2 separate regions of the Homo sapiens genome follow, and region 1 is linked to region 2. Evidence: read pairs that join two places in POLR2A ChIA-PET (ENCODE). Cell type or tissue: endothelial cell of umbilical vein. All regions are shown on one strand.

Region 1 (2,500 bases), 59 kb after region 2:
AAAGTGTGTTCTGGCCACGCACGGTGGCTCATGCCTGTAATACCAGAATTTCGGGGGGCCAAAGCAGGAGAATCCCTTGAGCCCAGGAGTTCAAGACCAGACTGAGCAACAAAGCAAGACCCTGCCTCTGGCCGGGCGCGGTGGTTCACGCCTGTAATCCCAGCACTTTGGGAGGCCAAGGTGGGCGATCACCTGAGGTCGGGAGTTTGAGACCAGCCTGTTCAACATGGAGAAACCCTGTCTCTACTAAAAATACAAAATTAGCTGGGCATGGTGGCGCATGCCTGTAATCCCAGCTACTAGGGAGGCTGAGGCAGGAGAATCGCTTCAACCTGGGAGGCGGAAGTTGTGGTGAGCCAAGATCACGCCATTGCACTCCAGCCTGGGCAACAAGCGTGAAACTCCGTCTCAAAAAAAAATAAAAAATAAAAAATAAAAAAATAAAATAAAAATTAGCCAGGCATCGTAGTGTGCACCTGTGGTCCCAGCTACACAGGAGGCTGAGGCAGGAGAATCGCTTGAGTCCTAGAGTTTGAGCCTGTAGTGAGCTGTGATTGTACCACTGCACTCCAGCCTGGGCAACAGGAAGACCTTATCTCAAAAACAACAGCAACAACAAAACAAAACAAAAGTAAGTACTCCCTTTCCCACTCCCACAAAGTATACATTGTTAACACTTTCTTGTGCAGGAAAGCCCATGGTTTTGACAAATGGCTAAAAAAACACACCCACAGTTGGTATTCAGCTGGCATCTTTGCTTTGTAGGGAAATGTATGTAAGGAAAACTGTAAATCAGTCCTTGTTGTTGTTTTAGACGGAGTTTCACTCTGTCTCCCAGAGTGGAGTACAATGGCGTGATCTCAGCTCACTGCAACCTCTGCCTCCCAGGCTGGAGTACAATGGCGTGATCTCAGCTCACTGCAACCTCTGCCTTCCAGGTTCAAGCGATTCTCATGCCTCAGCCTCCCAAGTAGTTGGGATTACAGGAGCACGCCACCATGCCCGGCTAATTTTTGTATTTTTAGTAGAGATAGGGTTTCATCATGTTGGCCAGGCTGGTCTTCAACTCCTGACCTCAGCTGATGCACCCGTTTCGGCCTCCCAAAGTGCTGGGATTACAGGCGTTGAGCCACCGCACCCGGACCGAATACACTTCTAATGTCTTCAGTGACCATGAAGCAACCCCTCTAGTGTAGCAGGATGGGAGGCTACAGGCACCCGGTCATCCTCAGTGGCTATGTAACATGTGGCTTCATGACACATTCACTCCGCTATGCTGCATACGAGGGGCTTCTGCACCTCTGTCTCGAGTGGAGTCTGAGACAGGTATGATATGCACAAGCCTCAGCCCCCAGAATGAGGCCCAGGACTAAAAAACACGCAGTAAGCACACCACTAAAGCTGTGCAACACTCCAAACCACTCAGGGAGAAAGGAATGTCCACACAAAAGCAACCCAAAAGCTTGCATGGGTTATCATTACTCGGCCCCCACACCAAGACTCAAAGACCACCTAGCATGCACTGGGAGAACTGTAGGTACTGCTCCAATCTAGAGCCCCGGGGCTGTCACCAGCCCACACCAGTGCTTCTCCCTCCCCATGTCCCCTGGCTCTTACTCCTTTGCATTCTTTGGGCATATATTTGTCTGTCCAACTAGATGACAAGTACATTTAAAAACGTGGACTCCTCGAGGCCAGGTGCAGTGGTCACGCCTGTAATCCTAGCACTTTGGGAGGCAGAGGCGGGTGGATCACATGAGGTCAGGAGTTCAAGACCAGCTTGGCCAACATGGTGAAACCTCATCTCTTAAAAATTAGCTAGGCATGGTGGCGCATGCCTATAATCCCAGCTACTGTGGAGGCTGAGGCAGGAGAATCACCTGAACCCAAGAGGCAGAGGTTGCAGTGAGATCGTGCCACTGCACTCCAGCCTGGGCGACAGAGACCCCTCCTCAAAAAAAAAAAAAAAGAAACTGAATTACAGTTTTCTTTACATTTCCCTAAAAAAGCAAGGATGGGCCGGGCATGGTGGCTCACGCCTGTAATCCCAGCACTTTGGGAGGCCGAGGCAGGCGGATCACAAGGTCAGGAGATGGAGACCATCCTGGCTAACACAGCGAAACCCCGTCTCTACTAAAAATACAAAAAAAAAAAAATTAGCCAGGCGTGCGCCTTTAGTCCCAGCTACTCAGGAGGCTGAGGCAGGAGAATGGTGCGAACCCAAGAGGCGGAGCTTGCAGTGAGCCAAGATCATGCCACTGCACTCCAGCCTGGACGACAGAGCTAGACTCTGTCTCAAAAAAAAAAAAAAAAAAAAAAAAGCAAGGAAGTCAGTCAAAATGGGCACAGGAGGCCCACTCAGTCCCCCAGCCACCGTGCTCTAAAAAAGTCTCTCCGAATCCCTAAGGTGAGGTAATGCTCTGAGGAGCAATTTTTAAAACACTGCCCTAAACACAATATGTATCAAATAAATTGCATGTATTAGATTTCTACGATTTTT
Region 2 (2,500 bases):
GGTCTCCCGGCGCGACCCCCGCCGGGGCGCGCACCCGCTGTGCGCCCCTGGGTCCTCGGAGCCCGGTGCGGACCCGCGAGGGCCGCAGGGAGGGAGCGCCCGGGGCGTGGCCGGCCGGGGACCTTCTACTCTTCGCTCCCCACCCCCATCCCAACTGGGAGCGGCTGCCGGCGGCTCAGGCGCGCCTGGAATTCGGCCGCCGGGGCGCCTGGGGTGGGCGCGGGTGGCGGCGTCCCGGGCTCTGGGTTCTGAGCGTCTGTCCCCCCGCCTTGCCCTGCCCAAGTTTTGGGAAGTGATCAGCGATGAGCACGGCATCGACCCGGCCGGAGGCTACGTGGGAGACTCGGCGCTGCAGCTGGAGAGAATCAACGTCTACTACAATGAGTCATCGTGTGAGTAGCAAGGCCGCCGCGCCCTGCCCGGCCGGGACCCGCGTGGACGCTCCGGCGCCGCCTCTTAGCGCGGCGAGTTTGCTTCGGGAAAAGTTCTCTCGGGGTGTAGCAGGATGCCCGGCCACTCCCTTCGCTCCTCCGGGGCGGGAAATCCGCCGTCAGTTTATTCAAACAGCTCGATTCAGCCTATCCTGAGGGTCTGAGCGCTTGAACGGGACCACCCGTTAGCGTTGTGAAATCAACGTAGCGGTTCCTGCCCAGCCTTCTCTGTCTAGCCGGGCGCGGTGGCTCAAGCCTCTAATCCCAGCGCTTTGGGAGGCCGAGACTGGAGGATCATTTGGGGCCAGGAGTTCAGGACCAGCCTGGGCAGCATAGGAGACCACCCCCCGCCCCCCTCCCGCCCCGATCTCTACAACAATTTTAAAATTAGCCGGGCTTGGTGGCCCACCCCTGTAGTACCAGTTAACTGAGGGCTTGAGCTCAGGAGGTCGAGGCTGCAGTGAGCTGTGATCGCGCCACTGCACTCCAGCCTGGGTGACAGAGCGAGACCCTGTTAGAATAAATTAGAGCGTTTCTCAAGGATCCTTGGGAAAAACAAAGCTTCCCCCCCCCCCCCCCCAGTTTAAAACGTATCTCTTATTGGGGATTCTTGGCTAAAAATTTGAGAAACGCTCTCTTAAGTGACTTTTCTGGTCCCTTGCAGACCTCTAAAAAGACTTTAACCTCCCTGGAAGCTGAAACTCCAGGCAGTTCTCAGCAACGAGTGGAGTTTTATTCATTTACGCAGCAATGACAAAAGGCTGGGAACATCAGGGCATGGAAGATGAAATTTCTAGAGGACACTAAGGATAGTTCCAGTATACACTGCACTTCATGTTAATCCCTCACCCAGCTTGGGTACATCCATTTTCGATCTTGGCGAGTGCACTGCAGGACAGGAGTTGAAGAGCAGGTCCTATCTGGAATCATATTAACCGTGTCCTCACCGGGAACAAGTTCTAGCCCAATTGGCATGAAATTTCCACACAAGAACACTCTGACTCAAAATGAGAGTGACTCTGGGGAAACAGCCAGTGGCGTGCTCCGGGTAACAAGGTTCTCAGACTGCACATGGGCACATGTATGTGTATGCATGGGGGAGGTGTCACAAAGCAGAGAATTTCATCCAAACCTGGCAATTTGCTGTAAATACCTAGTTTATTTCCATGGAGCTAAAGTTGTAAAACTTCCTAACAGGAAAGAGGTGTCAGGGTGAGCTGGAAAATACAGTAGGCAGGAAGTCAGGGGACTTGATTTCTCATCCTGCCTCTTCCTGGAACCTCCTCTGCCAGGTCATGCCTGGACTCGTTCCTCATTCCAGTGTTAAGGTTCTAGGATTTTTTTTCTTTCTTTTTTTTAAGAGACAGGGTTTCGGCCAGGCACGGTGGCTCACCCCTGTAATCCCAGCACTTTGGGAGGCCGAGGTGGGCAGATCACAAGGTCAGGAGATCGAGACCATCCTGGCTAACACGGTGAAACCCCATCTCTACTGAAAATACAAAAAAAATTAGCCGGGCGTGGTGGTGGGCACCTGTGGTCCCAGCTACTTGGGAGGCTGAGGCAGGAGAATGGCATGAACCCAGGAGGCGGAGCTTGCAGTGAGCCGAGATCACACCACTGCATTCCAGCCTGGGCAACAGAGCGAGACTCCATCGCAAAAAAAAAAAAAAAAAGACAAGGTCTCACTCTGGAGTACAGTGGCATAACCATGGCTCACTGCAGTCTTGACCTCCTGGGTTCAGATGATCCTGCCACCTCAGCTTCCAGAGTAGCTAGGACTAGAGGTGCACACTACCACACTTAGCTAATTTTCTTGGTTTTTTGTTTGTTTGTTTTTAGAAACAGGGTTTTGCTCTGTTGCCCAGGCTGGTCTTGAACTCCTGGGCTCAAGCGATCTGCCCACCTCAGCCTCCCAATGTGCTGAGATTACAGGGATGAGCCAGTGCGCCCAGCCAATTCTGTGATTCTAAGAAAGTTCCTGTACCCTTTCTGAAAAGACCCTGGTTGATCCATTCCAGGCAGCTAGAACTGGTGGGACTTGAAACGGGGAAGTCAATTACTTTAGAAAC

Evidence for each region. ChIA-PET counts read pairs that join two places held together with the same protein. Peaks named below come from ENCODE experiments on the same cell type or tissue, not always from the same donor. Only the 100,000 strongest peaks of a DNase experiment are listed, where the experiment ranks them.
Region 1: POLR2A ChIA-PET joins it to region 2 with 11 read pairs; 17 of 35 experiments call an interaction of 5 or more read pairs at or near these places.

The regions. Positions count from the first base shown.
Region 1 is chr18:12,367,758-12,370,257 of GRCh38, forward strand. All of the region lies in intron 3 of AFG3L2 (AFG3 like matrix AAA peptidase subunit 2), which reads right to left. Among named protein-coding and RNA genes, the nearest start is that of AFG3L2, 8.2 kb to the right of the region's middle. In endothelial cell of umbilical vein, no CTCF peak of the experiment used is centred here; no DNase peak of the experiment used is centred here.
Region 2 is chr18:12,308,404-12,310,903 of GRCh38, forward strand. TUBB6 (tubulin beta 6 class V) reads left to right here. Exons shown (of 4, transcript NM_032525.3): 2 at 284-392. Among named protein-coding and RNA genes, the nearest start is that of TUBB6, 1.4 kb to the left of the region's middle. RefSeq lists silencers at 1-3, 24-373. In endothelial cell of umbilical vein, no CTCF peak of the experiment used is centred here; DNase peaks (open chromatin) are centred at 478 and 1,508; H3K4me3 peaks cover 1,799 bases; H3K27ac peaks cover 2,393 bases.